2 separate regions of the Homo sapiens genome follow, and region 2 is linked to region 1. The links are chromatin loops, found by intact Hi-C in ENCODE. Cell type or tissue: PC-9. All regions are shown on one strand.

The links. Hi-C counts contacts between places; a loop is a spot of excess contacts. Peaks named below come from ENCODE experiments on the same cell type or tissue, not always from the same donor. Only the 100,000 strongest peaks of a DNase experiment are listed, where the experiment ranks them.
Region 2: it touches region 1 in a loop (9-fold over the local background); 12 of 110 quality-filtered maps call a loop at or near these places.

What each region holds. Positions count from the first base shown.
Region 1 is chr1:24,819,140-24,827,139 of GRCh38, forward strand. CLIC4 (chloride intracellular channel 4) reads left to right here. Exons shown (of 6, transcript NM_013943.3): 4 at 7,871-7,977. Among named protein-coding and RNA genes, the nearest start is that of CLIC4, 78 kb to the left of the region's middle. In PC-9, no CTCF peak of the experiment used is centred here; no DNase peak of the experiment used is centred here.
Region 2 is chr1:24,404,969-24,412,968 of GRCh38, forward strand. The region is part of intron 1 of STPG1 (sperm tail PG-rich repeat containing 1); the gene reads right to left. Among named protein-coding and RNA genes, the nearest start is that of STPG1, 4.8 kb to the right of the region's middle. In PC-9, no CTCF peak of the experiment used is centred here; DNase peaks (open chromatin) are centred at 4,733 and 7,123; H3K4me3 peaks cover 132 bases; H3K27ac peaks cover 3,407 bases.

The sequences.
Region 1 (8,000 bases):
TTAATTCTTTTTTTCTACTAAAATTCTACAAGCCTATCCTCTACTATCCTTCCTGCCCTTCTAAGAGCCTGGAGCTTCTTTTTTTCTCTACCTTCCCAGGAGTCCTAACCTTCCTTTCATCCCCAGTAAAGTATCTCCAGACCAACATTAAGAAAACCATGTCTTGATTTTTCCTTCAGGCCATGCATATAATTAGAATGCCAATAAATCAAAGCTAGGATATTTGTGAATATAAATTGAAGCTTTATACGTCTCAGTAGGGTACTATTGTGAACATGAATTCAACTTAGTGGAAATAACTTTTTTTTTTTTTTTGAGACGGAGTTTCACTTTTGTTGCCCAGGCTGGAGTGCAATGGCATGATCTTGGCTCACTGCAACCTCTGCCTGTCAGGTTCAGGAGATTCTCCTGCCTTAGCCTCCCAAGTAGCTAGAATTACAGGCGTCCACCACTATGCCCAGCTAATTTTTTCTGTTTTTAGTAGAGATGGGATTTCACCATGTTGGCCAGGCTGGTCTCGAACTCTGGACCTCAGGTGATCCACCCGCCTCGGCCTCCCAGAGTGCTGGGATTACAGGCATGAGCCACCGCGCCTGACCATAACTTTTTTTCTTTTTTTTTTGACAGAGTCTCTCTGTCGCCCAGGCTGGAGTGCAGTGGCACAATCTCGACTCACTGCAACCTCCGCCTCCTGGGTTCAAGCGATTCTCCTGCCTCAGTCTCTTGAATAGCTGGGATTACAGGTGCCCGCCACCATGCCCTGCTAATTTTTTTTGTATTTTTAGTAGAGACAGGGTTTTACCATATTGGCCAAGCTGCTCTTGAACTCCTGACCTTGTGACCTGCCCACCTCAGCCTCCCAAAGTGCTGGGATTACAGGCATGAGCTACCGCGCCCAGCCATACTTCAAAAAAAAAAAAAAAGTATGTATATATATATGTATATATATATATATATAGACAGTATCTTGTACTGTCGCCCAGGCTGGAGTGCAGTGTTGCTGTCCTGGCTCACTGCAACCTTGAACTCCTAGCCTCCTGCCTAGGATGATCCTCCTGCCTCAGCCTTCCAAATAAGTGGGACCACAGGCATGCACCCTATGTCCCACTTCTAGGTCCCTTTTTGGTCTTTTTTTTTTTTTTTTTTTTTTTTTGAGACATGGTCTTGCTCTGTTGCCCAGGCTGGAGTGCAGTGGTGTGATTATGGCTCACCACAGCCTCGACCTCCTGGGCTCAAGCAATTCCCCTGAGGCACTGGGAGTACAGGTGTGTGCCACCATGCCCAGCTAAGTTTAAAAAAATTTTTGTAGAGATGGGGTCTTGCTATGTTGCCCAGGTTGGTCTCAAACTCATGGACACAATCAGTCCTCCTGCCTCAGCCTCCCAAATTGCTGGGATTACACATGTAAGCTGTCATGACTGGTCCCTTTTTAGTCTTAAAAGTGTCAGCTCAGAGGTAGGTTCCATATTTGCCAACTTGCTCTCAGACACTAACTGAAAATGATCTTCCTCTCATGTCACTGTAGATCATTGTATCAACATTAAATTATAAATGGAGAAGTAGTTTGAATTATTATTCATTCTCTATGAAGGAAACTATTTTGTTTTAAAGTATTGTCTGAAGTGCTTATTATATAAATTCTTCCAAGTATATATAAGTTTTTAAAATTAGTGTGCTGAAAACATACATATGACTTTAGTTAAATGGACATTTCCTCATATTCTCTTACATCCTTCAGCAACAACAACAATGAAGACTTTTGGGCTGGGCGCGGTGGCTCATGCCTGTAATCCCAGCACTTTGGGAGACTGAGGCGGGTGGATGACTTGAGCTCAGGAGTTCAAGACCAGCCTGGGCAACATGGTGAAACCCTGTCTCTACAAAAAAATACAAAAATTAGCTGGATATGGTGGCAAGTGCCTGTAGTCCCAGCTACTGGGGAGCCTGAGGTGGGAGGATTGCTTGGGCCTGGGAGGCAGAGGTTGCAGTGAGCTGAGATCATGCCACTGCATTCCAGCCTGCACGATACAGCAAGACCCTGTCTCAAAAAAGAAGAAGGAAAAAAAAAAAGAATTTTCATTATTCTTGCTCATTTCTCTCTGAGGGAAAGTGACATTAAGAGAAATAGTAAAGTTAATATGGAATATTCTGGATTCTTAGCATCTAATGCTCTGTAAGACATCATAGCTTTAAATTGGACCTTGAAAACAAACATTTTCATATTGCTTTTTTATATAAAAATTCTAGCCCCATTATATTTGAGCATATTCATAGAAACATTGTAACCAGAGATGGTCTTTTTCATTCAGTTTAAATACATAGGAATCTTTGTGTTATAAATGTTCATAGTGTGCCAAATCCCCTGTAGGGGTAAAAATTTTTACTTCTTCTTTGTTTTTTCTTTGTTTTGTTCTGTTTTTGTTTAGAGACAGGGTCTCACTCCTTGCTCTGTCACCCAGGCTGGAATGCGGTGGTGCAATCTTACCTCACTGCAGCCTCAACCTCCCAGGCTCATAATCCTCCTGCCTCAGCCTCTTGAGTAGCTGGGAGTACAGGTGCACACCACCACGCCTGGCTAATTTTTGTATTTTTTTTGTTGAGAGTAAGATCACTTTCAATTGGAGTCTGAGAACAGGGTCTCGCCGTGTTACCCAAGCTGTGGCCTTGAACTCCTGGGCTCAAGCCATCTGCCCACCTCAGCCTCCCAAAGTGCTGGGATTACAGGCGTGAGCCACCGTGCCTGGCCAGGGATTGTTTTTGATGCTGCTTATCCCTCTGCTGTTATTAATAACACTCAAGTACTAATTATGCACCATGCATTGTGCTTTGTGGGTTATTTTGTGGATTATCTCTGTTAATCCTCACAAAGACTTTGTGAAGAAACTGAAGATGTAATCCAAATAATTTGTCCAAGGTTTCACAGTTAATGGTGGCAGAGCAGGGATACTTTTGAAGCCACATCAATATGACTTCAAAAATCTGTGTTTCATCTGTTCTCTGCTTTCTGCTTCTTATTTTATTGGGTTTGGCTTTTGTAAAAGAGGGAAAATGTTAAGTCTTTAATTGGGATTGTGCTTTAATGAGTACAAAATTGAAAGCTAGCTCAAGTTTAGAGGAAAGGTAGGAGAGAAATCAAAGATAGTTTACTTGACTGTGAACAAGTGGGACCAAAGGTGGTTATTAAACTTAATTCAGTGAATTCTTTTTTTTTTTTTTTTTTTTTTTTTGAGGCAGAGCCTTGCTGTGTCGCCCAGGCTGGAGTGCAGTGGCAGCATCTTGGCTCATTGCAACCTCCACTTGCCAGGTTGAAGCAATTCTCCTGCCTCAGCCTCCTGAGTAGCTGGGATTACAGATGTGCACCACCACGCCTGGCTAATTTTTGTATTTTTAGTAGAGACGGGGTTTCACCATGTTGGCCAGGCTGGGACTTCAAGTGATCCGACCTCCTTGGCCTCCCAAAGTGCTGGGATTACAGGTGTGAGCCACAGTGCCTGCCCTTACTTAATTCAGTGAATGCTTTGAAAAAGCAGGTGAATCTTAACTCTTCTGATGAATTTTTATTTATTTGTATGCATTGAAACAGCATGTTTGAAGTGGGAATGTCGCCTTCTTAGTGGGCTCTATGGACCCAGAATGTGAAATGCTAATTAATTAGCATAATTTTCATCATGCAGAATTGTTTCTAGGGGATGAGTGGGAGGAGGAAGAGTTTCTGGGATCACAAGCTGCATTTATTTTCCTTCCCTCTATTGTGCTATATTGTTCTAGGGCACCCAGGGACCATTCTGTCTCACTGCCTTTTCCTTCCAGAACAAGGAGGTCTCAGGTCTTTATTGCTAGTCTTCTTCAGGCTCTGCTTGTAAGACTGTTTCTAAATAGGATAAGGAGAAAAAGGAGAAGAATTGTGCAAGCTTGTAGACTGGAATCTAGCATTTCTAATAACATGTTTTTGTCATTTGATGTACTGAGAACTGAGTGGTTTTTTGTGAACACTTCCTGATTTAATCATGACAAATATAAATACAGGCAATTGTCTATTCTAGAGTTGCTTAACATTGAGAGGCTAATGAAAAGCTCAAATCAGATAACTTTTACTGGTATGTGTGGCTATAGGTTTTAAAGTGAACTTTTTCTTCTTCTCTGGGGAAAGTATTTTTGTGTATGTTTTATAGTTCTTGCTTGAATGAAGAAACCACTTTGCTAAAAAACTTTGAGACTTGGATTTTTAACTGAAACAGCCTAGATATACTTAGCTAACTTACTGATAAAAGGATAAAATAGAAGGAAGCGAGATAAATTTGGAGGGGCATGCTATAAAATGTTATTAAACCTTTTTTAAAAATGAGACATACAGGCCGGGTGTGGTAGCTCACGCCTGTAATCCCAGCACTTTGGGAGGCCAAGGCGGGTGGATCATGAGGTCAGCAGTTTGAGACCAGCCTGACCAACATGGTGAAACCCTGTTTCTAATAAAAACACAAAAAATTAGCTGGGCGTGGTGACGGGCGCCTGTAATCCCAGCGACTTGGGAGGCTGAGGCAGGAGAATCGCTTGAAACCGGAAGGCGGAGGTTGCAGTGAGCGGAGATTGCGCCACTGTACTCTAGCCTGGACAATAAGAGCAAAACTCTGTCTCAAAAAAAAAAAAAAAAAAGACATACAAAAAAGGAATTTACAAGGCTAATCAGCCTTCATTTTTATATTTACACCAGAAAGGAGAAAATGCCTGAGATCTTTCCTAAAAGCATGGAAACATTCTTAGCTAGTCTAAAATGTTAAGAGTCTGTGATGTAAGCAGAATTAAGGACTTATCTGAAAGTCTAAATACCCTGGGTGCTCATGTCTATTCTGTCATTGACACTTAGCCTTTTATTATTTGCCTCCCTTTTGCTAAGTGTTAAAATGAGTTCTCACAATAATTGAAAACCATTGCTTGATCAAGCTATTTGCTAAAGCCAATAATAATGCATAAATTACAATGTAATGTTTGGGGAAGATGCAAAAAAGTTGATTTTGAACCTACTGGTTTAGAATTTGATTTATCTTTTAGAGATAATCTAATCTGTAATAGAAACAAACAAACAAACAAAAACACTAGACCTGGGGACAGGAGATTTCAGTTTTAGTTTGTCAATACTTTTTTTTTTTGAGACGCAGTCTCGCTCTGTCACCCGGGCTGAGTGCAGTGGCATGATCTCTGCTCACTGCAACCTCTGCTTCCTGGTCTCAAGCAATTCTCCTGCCTCAGACTCCTGAGAAGCTGGGATTACAGGCACCCGCTACCATGCCTGGCTGATTTTTGTATTTTTAGTGGAGACAGAGTTTTGCCATGTTGGCCAGGCTAGTCTCGAACTCCTGACCTCAATTGATCCGCCCACCTTGGCATCCCAAAGTGCTGGGATTACAGGCATGAGCCACTGTGCTTGGTCTCGTTTGTCAATACTTTTAATTAGCTGAGTGATTTGGGGGCCAAGTGTGTAAGCTTTCTGGAACATAATTTCCTTTTAGGTAAAATGAGAGATCTGAGGTGAACATTCTCTTATAGCTATACTATTCTGTGCATTAAATTAATAGTACAGGCTGGGTGCAGTGGCTCAGGCCTGTAATCCCAGCACTTTGGGAGGCTGAGGCAGGAGGATCACTTGAGCCCAGGAGTTCAACACTAGCCTGGGCAACATGGGGAAACCTCGTCTCTACAAAAAAATACAAAAAGCTAGCCAAGTGTGGTGGCACATGCCTGTAGTCCCAGCTACTCAGGAGGCTGAGGTGGGAGGATCGCTTGAGCCCAGGAGGTTGAGGCTGCAGTGAGCAAGATCCTGCCACTACACTCCACCCTGGGTGACAGAGGGAGACCCTGTCACACACACACACACACACACACACACACACACACACACACACAAAAGTACAAAATTAGTAATACATCTCAGAGGGACAACAGGGCATATTACAAGAATTACACTGTATGTATGAATGATGAATATATAAATGATCTGTAATTCAAGCCTGCCTTCCCGAAAATTATTTTAAGAACTATGAGGCTTACTTCATTAGTACAATTAGGTACAGCTAAATAGTGGTTGCGGAAAAGGAGAATTTGGGAAACTTGGCTATAGGAAGACATAGATGTATTGAAAAGGCATTATGTTCACTGCGCTATTTTTTGTTTGAAATGAGTCAATGATGGTCCTGTATCACAAGCAGTACAAACATTTAAACTGGAGGCTTGTTTGTATAGTCAAGGAAAATCCAGGGATGGTGGATCTGTGATTAACTGTTTCAGCCCAGGCAGAAACAAAGAAAATGGAGAGGGTAAAGGGCCCTATAGTTGGCGATGTGTGGTTAATGTATGGCTAGATAGATATAGATATCTAAATTCAGGTGAAACTCACTGTAATTTTTACAGAAAAACTCTTTATGTAAATAATTGTGTTTATAAGATAAATCTTTAAGCTTAAAAAATGAGAGCTATCTAGAGACTAGGTACACTTATTAAAAAAGATGTCTTGAGCATATAGGTGTTCCATAGATATTTTATATCTTCCTTACCAATATAGTACTCTGCCCAATATTTAGAAGATATATCTCTTCCTGAATTCAAAATAGTAAACAGAAGATACATGAATATAAAAGCTGAAACACAACTTGCAACTGAACTGAATTTTGAAAACTACTTCCCCTTCGTTTTTAAAGAAAGCTGGCAAGACAATGTCTTCAAATAAATGAGTTGAAATAATTAGTACACTGTAAGGTTTTTTCTAAAGTCTTATTGCTCCCAAGTCCATTTTCTAGTGACGTTTTGCAGGACCTTCAAGCTGATTAATCTTCCCTAAAATGGGGCTAAGAATCTGAATTCTTCTAGCCCTGACTCCTGGGGCTGACATGAGTCCTCCTAAAGGGAAGATGAATAATTGAGCTTTTTCATATATTTTCCAGTTTGAAGAAGAAATATACACAGAGTATGTGTGTTTTAAATCTAAACAGTGAAATATACATTTTTGTGTGTGTTTTAGAAAGCTGGTGTATTACATCTGTTCTAAAAGTAGAAAAATTTGACAACACAATAGAACACTTGTCAGTGTGCTTTCTGACATCTCATTTTGTTGTTGTTCGGTGCTACCCTCATAAATATTCTAGGGAATGTGTAATATAAGGGAGGTTTTGGGAAATCCCAGGTGTAGGTTTCAAGCGATTGATCCGCCTCCTTTTGTTTTTGTCCTTAACCTGCTATGGGTGATCATGATGCTTGACCAGCCTAGGCGCTTTTCCTGCCGTTGGGGTTCTCTGGCTGGTTTAGTGCAGGACATACTAAGGATCTGGTTGGCACTGCTGTTTGAGAAGGCGCGTGAGCTGTGCTGTCTGGTGACTACTGAGCACTTGAAATGTGACTAGTGCAACTGAGGAAGTGAATTTTTAATTTTGTTTGTGATTAATTTAAATTCATATTCAAATAGGTACATGGCACTAGTGGCTACTGTACTGGACAATGAAGATAGAGAACATTTCCATCATCACAGAAAGTTCTCTTGGACAGCACTGCTCTAGCAATCTCATTCCAAGACTCCCATTGGCCTGGCAGAAATCTCTGAACAAGTCAACTGTTTCCCCAGCATTCTAATTTATCAGATGGAGGTGGAGTGCACATGCCCTGTGGTTGCCAAGAATATTAATATGTGAACAAAAACATAGTGCAGAGCTTTGTCTCGTAAGGAAAAAACAGTTTTTAAAAATACCATAGAAAACAAATGATGGTATTTCTTATAGTAATAACTATTAAAAGACGTCTAGTAACTGCTAGCATGGTGGTTTGAGAGAACTTATGCTAATTCATCTTTGAAGGATCTATAATCCATATCACTTTTTCTATTTAGGTACTTAAAGCTTTCACCAAAACACCCAGAATCAAATACTGCTGGAATGGACATCTTTGCCAAATTCTCTGCATATATCAAGAATTCAAGGCCAGAGGCTAATGAAGGTAAAAAACAAAAACTTGAATTA
Region 2 (8,000 bases), 410 kb before region 1:
TTTTAGGTGGAAGCTTCAATAATTGAATTTAGACCCTGGAGTGCAGTGGCACAATCTCAGCTCACTGCAACCTCCAACTCCCAGGTTCAAGTGATTCTCCTGCCTCAGCCTCCCCAGTAGCTGGGATTACAGGCACTCCCACCACACCTGGCTAATTTTTTGTATTTTTAGTAGAGACAGGGTTTCACCATGTTGGTCAGGCTGGTCTCGAACTCCTGACCTCAAGTAATCTGCCCACCTTGGCCTCCCAAATTGCTGGGATTACAGGAGTGAGCCACCGCACCCAGCGCCTTCTTCTTTCTTAATACATGTATTTAATATCTTAAATGTTCCTGTAAGCACCATTTTAGTGGCATCTCATATATTTTAACATGTTGTGTTTTCATTTTTCTTTCAGTTTAAAATATCTTTTATTTTTCATTGTAATTTCTTTTTTACACATGGCTTATTTAGAAGTCTGATGTTTAATTTCCAAGTAGTCAGGGGGATTCTCTAGTTATCTTTTTGTTGTTGATTTGAATTTTCCTTTTGTTGTTGAATGGGATTTTTTATAAATGTCAATTAGGTAGCATTGGTTGATAGTCTGTTCAAGTCTTTTACATCCTTACTGATTTGCAATGTATTCCTTCTATCAATACTAAGAAGTGTTGAAATTCCCATATTATATTATTGTGAATTTGTTTATTTCTCTTTTAAGCTTTGTCAATTGTTGTTGTGTATTTTGAAGCACTATTACCAGGTGCATGAACATTTATAATTTTTATGTCTTTTTGGTGAATTGACCCCATTATCATTACGAAATACCCTGCTTTAGCCCTGGTAATATTCCTTGTTCTGAAGTCTTATTTTTTCTGATATTAACATGGCCATTTTGGCTTTCTTTTGATTACTATTAGCACACTATATTTTTTCTATCCTTTTACTTTTAACCTGCTTGTGTCTTTATATTTAATTATTGAGTTTTCTTCACACTTCTGCTTGCAGGAATGTGTCTTTATATTTAGAGATGGTTTTTTAAAGAAAACATATATTAGGTCCTGGTTTTTAATCTAATCAAACTCTGCCTTTTGATTGGAGTGTTTAGAACTTTTACATTTAATGTAGCACTTGATATGGCTGGGCTTAAACCTATCAATTTCCTACTTGTTATATTGGCCCTTGTCTCTTTTTTTTGGATCTTTTGAGAGTAAGTGCATATTACTTATGGCCTCATTTTATCTTCATTTCTGACATATTAGCTATACTTATGTATAGTGATTAAGGTTTACAGTATACATCTTTAATTTATCACAGTCAAACAATAGTATGTTACTTCACATATAATGTAAGAATTTTACAAAAATACACTTCCATTTCCTACCTTCCATCCTTTTTGCTACTTTTGTATACATTTTATTTCTACATATATTATTAATCTCATATTTTTTTAAACACTCAATTATCTTTTAAGGAAATTAAAATAAGAAAAAAGTATTTTATCATTTTCAGTGCTTTTCAATTCTTTGTGTAAATTCAAGATTCTTTCTAGTGTCATAGTCCTTCTATCTACAGAAATTCTTTTAACTTTTCATGCAGTGCAGGTCTTCTGATAATGCATTCTCTAGGTTTTTGTCTGTCTGAAATGGTCTTTATTTTTCTTTTATTTTTGAAAATTATTTCCACTGAGTATAGAATTATGGGTTCATAGGTTTTTTTCTCTTCCTACCTCTCCCAAGAACTTTTATATTACTCCTTTGTCTTCTGACATGCATAGTTTCTGATGAGAAGTCCACTGTAATGCTTATTTTGATTCCTCTGTCAGTAATAATTCTTTTTTTATCCATCAACTTTTAAGCTTTTCTGTGTATCACTTTCATTCAGCAATTTGATTTTTCCTAATTTTTTATTATGGTAAAATACACATAACATAAAAATTTGCCATCTCAACCATTTCTAAGTGCACAGCTGAGTGGAATTCAAATTCATAATGTTGTGCAACCCTCACCACTATCCGTCTCTGTAAATCTTTTCATTGTGAAAAACTGAAATGCTATACCCATTAACCAATATGGTACTTCCCCAGTATTTCCTACAATATGGTGTTTCCTCAGTATTTCCCCATTCCTTTTTCCCTGCAATCCCTGGCAACCACCATTGTACTTTCTATTTCTATTACTTTGACTATTCTATGTGCCTCTCAGCAATTTTATTTTCATGGTACCTTGGCATAATTTTCTTTATGTCTTTAATATTTGGGTTTTAATGAACTTCTTTAATCTGTAGGCTACAGTTTTCACCAAATTTGGAAAATATTCAGCCATTATTTTTTCAAATAGTTTTTCTGCCTCTGCCACCTTCTTTCCTGGGGCTACAGTTATATTAGATCATTTCATATTTTCCCAAAGGTTATTGATATTCTGTTCAATATTTTTAAGTCTCTTTTCTCTCTGTCCTTCATTTGGGTAGTCTATATTGTCATGTCTTCAAGTTCACTGATTTTTTTTTTTTTTTTTTGACGGAGTCCCGCTCTGTCACCCAGGCTGGATTGCAGTGGCGCAATCTCGGCTCACTGCACCCTCTGCCCCCAGCTTCAAGCAATTCTCTGTGTCAGCCTCCCGAGTAGCTGGGTACAGGTGCCTGCCACCATGCCTGGCTAATTTTTGTATTTTTAGTAGACACGGGGTTTCACCATCTTGGCCAGGCTGGTCTTGAACTCTTGACCTTGTGATCTACCTGCCTTGGCCTCCCAAAGTGCTGGGATTACAGGCATGAGCCACCATGCCCGGCCAAGTTCACTGATCTTCTGAAGTCTCATCAGCTGCAAATCCCATCCATTGCATTCTTATTTCAAATATTGTATTTTTTCTTTCTAGAGGTTACATTTGGGCTCTTTTTCTATGTCTTCTATTTCTAGCCTCATCATGTTCAGTTTCCTTTACATCCTTAGGAATATTTGTAAGATTCATAGTAGCTGCTTTAAGGTTTCTTTGTACTAATTCTATAATCTGTCATTTTTAAGTCTGTTCCTATTGGTTGATTTTCCTCTCAGATATGGGTCATATTTTCCTTTTCATGTCTGGTAATTTTGTATTAGATATTGGACATTTTGAATTTTACATTGCTGGGTGCTGGGTTTTGATATATTCCTGCAAAGGATGTGGCACACTTTTCAGTAACTTGTAGATCCATCTGACCCTTTCAAGCTTTTAAACTTTGTTATGGCAAGTCCAGAGCAGCTTTTATTCTGGGAATAATTTATCCCCACTACTAAGGCATGACATTTCTGTGAACTCTACCCAATTCCTATCTAATACCATGTCTCTGCATTCTGGTTTATGGTAACATGCAACATTCCCAGTTCTGTTTAAGCCCCAGAAATTGTTCAGCCTATGGCCTTTTGATGGGTATTTCCCCAGTCTTAGTTTCTTCTCATGCATGTGCAGATTACTGCTCAGCCAAAAACTTAAGGAGACCTCTCTTCAGGTTTCTGAACATTTTTGGTGCAGCTCCTTCCTTTAGGGTTCTCCCTATAAATTCTAGCCTCTTTGGCCTCTCTGAATTCTTATTTTTATCTTCTCAACTCAGAAATCTAGAATTCATTTGGATTTCCTACAATATGGCCTAAAAACTGACCCCAGTACTAAATGGGGGCAATTGTAGGACTCACCGTGTTTTTCTTCCTTCAGGGATTATTGTACTGTGCCTGTTGTCCAATGTGAGTTGTTTAACACATTTAACTACTTTTTAGTTGTTAATAGCAAGGGCACAATTTAATTTCCATAGCAATTATTTTTTATTAGCAGACTTGGGTTTCATTTTGCCCATTTTTTTCCCTAAGGAACTTATACCATTTATATATACTAATGAGTAAAGGATTGAATAAATGATTTTACACTCTACTGGTCCTTTTCCATGCAGTATTTTTCCTTACTTTATTCTGTAATCCTCACAGCAGCAATTTTCAACTTTTTTTTGGTGGACAATCTATACTAAAAATTTGATATTTAATAGAATTATTGACAACATTCTTCAAGAAATTAAGAGATTCAAAATAACAGAAACAAATCAATAATGATCAAAGCACAATCACCAATCCAGCTTAACAAGGTCTTTTAGTATCTATAAAAGCAGCCCCTAGGGCTGGGTGTGGTGGGTCACTCCTGTAATCCCAGCACTTTGGGAGGCCGAGGTTAGGCGATAGCTTGAGCTCATGACCAGCCTGGGAAACATGGTGAAAGTCCGTCTCTACAAAAAATATAAAAATTAACCAGGCATGGTGGCATGTGCCTGTAGTCCCAGCTACCTTAGGGGCTGGGGCAGGAGGATCACTTGAGCCCAAGAGGTCAAGGCTGCAGTAAGCTATGTTCGTGCCACTGTTCTTCAGCCTGGGTGACAAAGTGAGACCCTGTCTCAAAAAATAACCAAAGCAGCCACTATTCATTTACCACCCCTCAGTGTTATACCATTTTAGTAAGAACCATCTACTGCCCTAGCTTTAATAAAGCTGTTATTAAAAAATGTATTAGTGTTCTGGAATTATGAGTGATTAGAAAAATATTAAGCTTCCTGTTTTACAGTAGTCCACCCTTGTCTGTAGCTTTATTTTCCAGTTTCAGTTACCCATGGTCAATTGTGGTTTGAAAATATTAAATGGAAAATTCCAGAAATAAATAATTCATCAGCTTTAAATTATGCACCATTCTGAGGCATGTGATGAAATCTCCTATCGTCTGACTCCACCCTACCTGGGATGTGAATCATCCTTGTCCAGCACATTCAAGCTGTATTTGCTACCCCACCATTAGTCACTTAGTAGCCATCTCGATTGTCAGATCCACCATCACGTTGTCTCAGTGCTTGTGTTCAAGTAACTCTTACTTTACTTAATAATGGCCCCAAAGCACAAGAGTAGTGATGCCAGCACTTTGGACATGCCAAAGACAAGCTGTAAAGTGCCTCCTTTATGTGAAAAGGTGAAAGTTCTTGACTTAATAAGGCAAGAAAAAAACTGTATTCTGAGGTTGCTAAGATCTACAGTAAGAATAAAACTTCTATCCATCAAATTTCAAAGGGGAAAAAAATTGGTGCTAGTTTTGGTGCTTCACCTCAAACTATAAAAAGCTGTTGCCACAGAGCATGATAAGTGCTTAGTTAAGATGGAAAAAGCATTAAATTTGTGAGTGGAAGATATGAACAGAAACAGTCTGATTGACAGTAATCAGTTTGGGTATTATCCACTGTTTCACTGGCATCTACTGGTGGTCTTGGAACATATCCCCCTTGAATAAGGGAGGACTACTATAATAATAATGTATGTACACTGTCAACATTTAAGAAAATATGATAAATTACAAAAAAACTTTAAACAATCTGCAATCCATGGCCGAGCGCTGTGGCTCACACCTGTAATCCCAGCACTTTGCGAGGCCGAGGTGGGCGGATCATGAGGTCAGGAGATCCAGACCATCCTGGCTAACACAGTGAAACCCCATGTCTACTAAAAATACAAAAATTAGCTGGACATGGTGGCGTGCACCTGTAGTCCCAGCTACTCAGGAGACTGATGCAGGAGAATCGCTTGAACCCAGGAGGTGAAGATTGCAGTGAGCCAAGATCGCGCCACCGCACTCCAGCCTGGGCAACAGAGCGAGACTCCGTCTCAAAACAAACAAACAAACAAATAAAAAACAATCCCCAATCCTACCACCAAAAGACCACACTGTTAATAATGCTTTCCAGTCTTCTCACTGCATACCTGTGAAGGCAGGATGAGAGCAGGTGCAGGACAGATGTGAACAGAGCACTGCCCAGGTGTGCCTCACTGGTCCACCTGTATAACTGTCCATGACAGGATGGCATGGACCTAGAATCTAAGAAAGAGCAGTGAAGATATACCACTTTCCGAATCAACAACATATGTTTAAGCGATTCCTACGTGGGGGCCAGCGCAGCAGTCCAGAGTATCCAGTCCTGGGTTCAAGGTTATGGCCTGCCACTTAATAGCTCTGATTCTCGATGAGTCACTTAAACTTCTGAGCCTATTTCCTCCTCCATAAACTGGGAGTGATAACAGTACCTTCCTCTTAGGCTGATCCATGTGAAGTGGTTAACACTGCCTATCCTGCAGTAGGCTTGTATTAATGTAGGGTTTTAATATACGCACAGGGATATCGTATTAACAACTTAAAATAATAGCTATCATTTATTGAGCCTGCACAGTCCTAAATGCCTTCTATGGAATACCTTATGCAATTTTTATAATAATCCAGTGAGGTATAATCCCCACTTTTTACAGATGAGAAAACTTAAGTTTGGTGGGGGGTTAAGTGACTTGCCCAAAGTCACATTAGAAGAAAAGTGGAATCAGGCTTTGAACTCAGGAAGTCTGACTTCTACTCACTCCTTAACCTCTATAATAACCTCTCAGGCAGCACACACTAAATATTAACTTGCTAAATTTTGACATTTAGCACCCGAGTGGGTATGATTGGTTTGTTATTATTATTTTTAGAAATAGGATCTTGCTGTGTCGTCCACTTGCTAGAGTGCAGTGGTGCAATCATAGCTTACTGCAACCTCAAACTCCTAGGCTCAAGTGATCCTCCCACCTCAGCCTCCAGAGTAGCTAGGACTACAGACACCTGCCACCACACCTGGCTAGTTTTAAAATTTTTTGTAAAGACAATGTCTCACCTATGCTGCCCAGGATGGTCTCGAAATCCTAGCCTCAAGTGATCTTCTCACCTCAGCTTCCCAAAGCACTGGGATTACAGTGAGCCACCGTGCCTTACCTGGTTGGGTTTCTGAAGTTACAATATTGCATATAGTTTTCAAAATATAAAGCAAATAAGGGATGGCTGGGTGGGGGCAAATATTTGACTCTCTTGAATATTCACAGAATGCTAGGTTTCATCAGAACACAGTTTAAAAACTCCTGGGGGAAGTTCACTGTTGGACAGTTCTAATTGCTAGAAAGTTCCTTCCTGTATCAAAGCTGATTCTCTCTCTCTTTTTTTCTTTTTCTATCCGTCCTAATTCCCACCCTTGGAACCAACTCAAAGTAAGTCTCATTTCTCTTCCACATTGGTGATTTTCAAAATGCAAGTCATAGTCTGTAGTCTTTTGTGAAGTTTTAGTTTGTCATATGCGTGTGTGCATGCTGGGTCACAATATAAAATGCATTTACCATGAGTCACAGTCAAAAGGTTTGAAAGCCACTGTTCTATATGACTATTCTGCAAGAATTTGAAGGCAGTTGTCGTGCCCCACCACCTAAAGACTAATCTTCTTCTCCACATGGGACCTCCCTGGCTTTTGCCACATATCTCCTTGCTGCATGGGGAGCTCCTTTCCTCACCGGACCCAGGCATCGTCCTGCAGTCCTGTCACAAAATTCACGAGACTCTCTGCTCAAACCTTCTTAGGGATGACTTCCCTGACCACCCTCTCTTAAGAAGCACCAACCCATCTCTCTCTAGCCCCTTACTCTGCTTTATCTTTTTCAAAGCACTTTTCACTACCCAACATTATATTGTATGTTTATTACTTTATTTGTTTATGATCTTCCCCAGTAGAAAGTTCAACTCTGAATCTTCAGTCTATTTCCTCACATACAGTATTTGCTCAATTGGCCAGGCATGGTGGCCCACACCCGTAATCCCAGCACTTTGAGAGGCTGAGGGGGAAGGATGGCTTGAGACAGAAGTTCAAGACTACCCTGGGCAACATAGCAAGGCCCTGTCTCTACAAAAATAATAATAATAGTATTGAGAATTTTTAAAATTAGTATTTTCTTCATAAATATTGGTGGAATGAATGAATGAATGAATACTAGAGGTAGACACCTTTTAGCAATTGTGTGTACAGCTGTGCTCAGAATATATTTCCAGCGGGAGTTAGATTCTACAAGGACAGCTCACATGATCACAACTATAGGCACAGTTTCATTTTATCATCTCTTGTGTTTTTAAAAAACGTTATATATGCTAAGTATTACAGTTTACATTATACATGTTACTGTA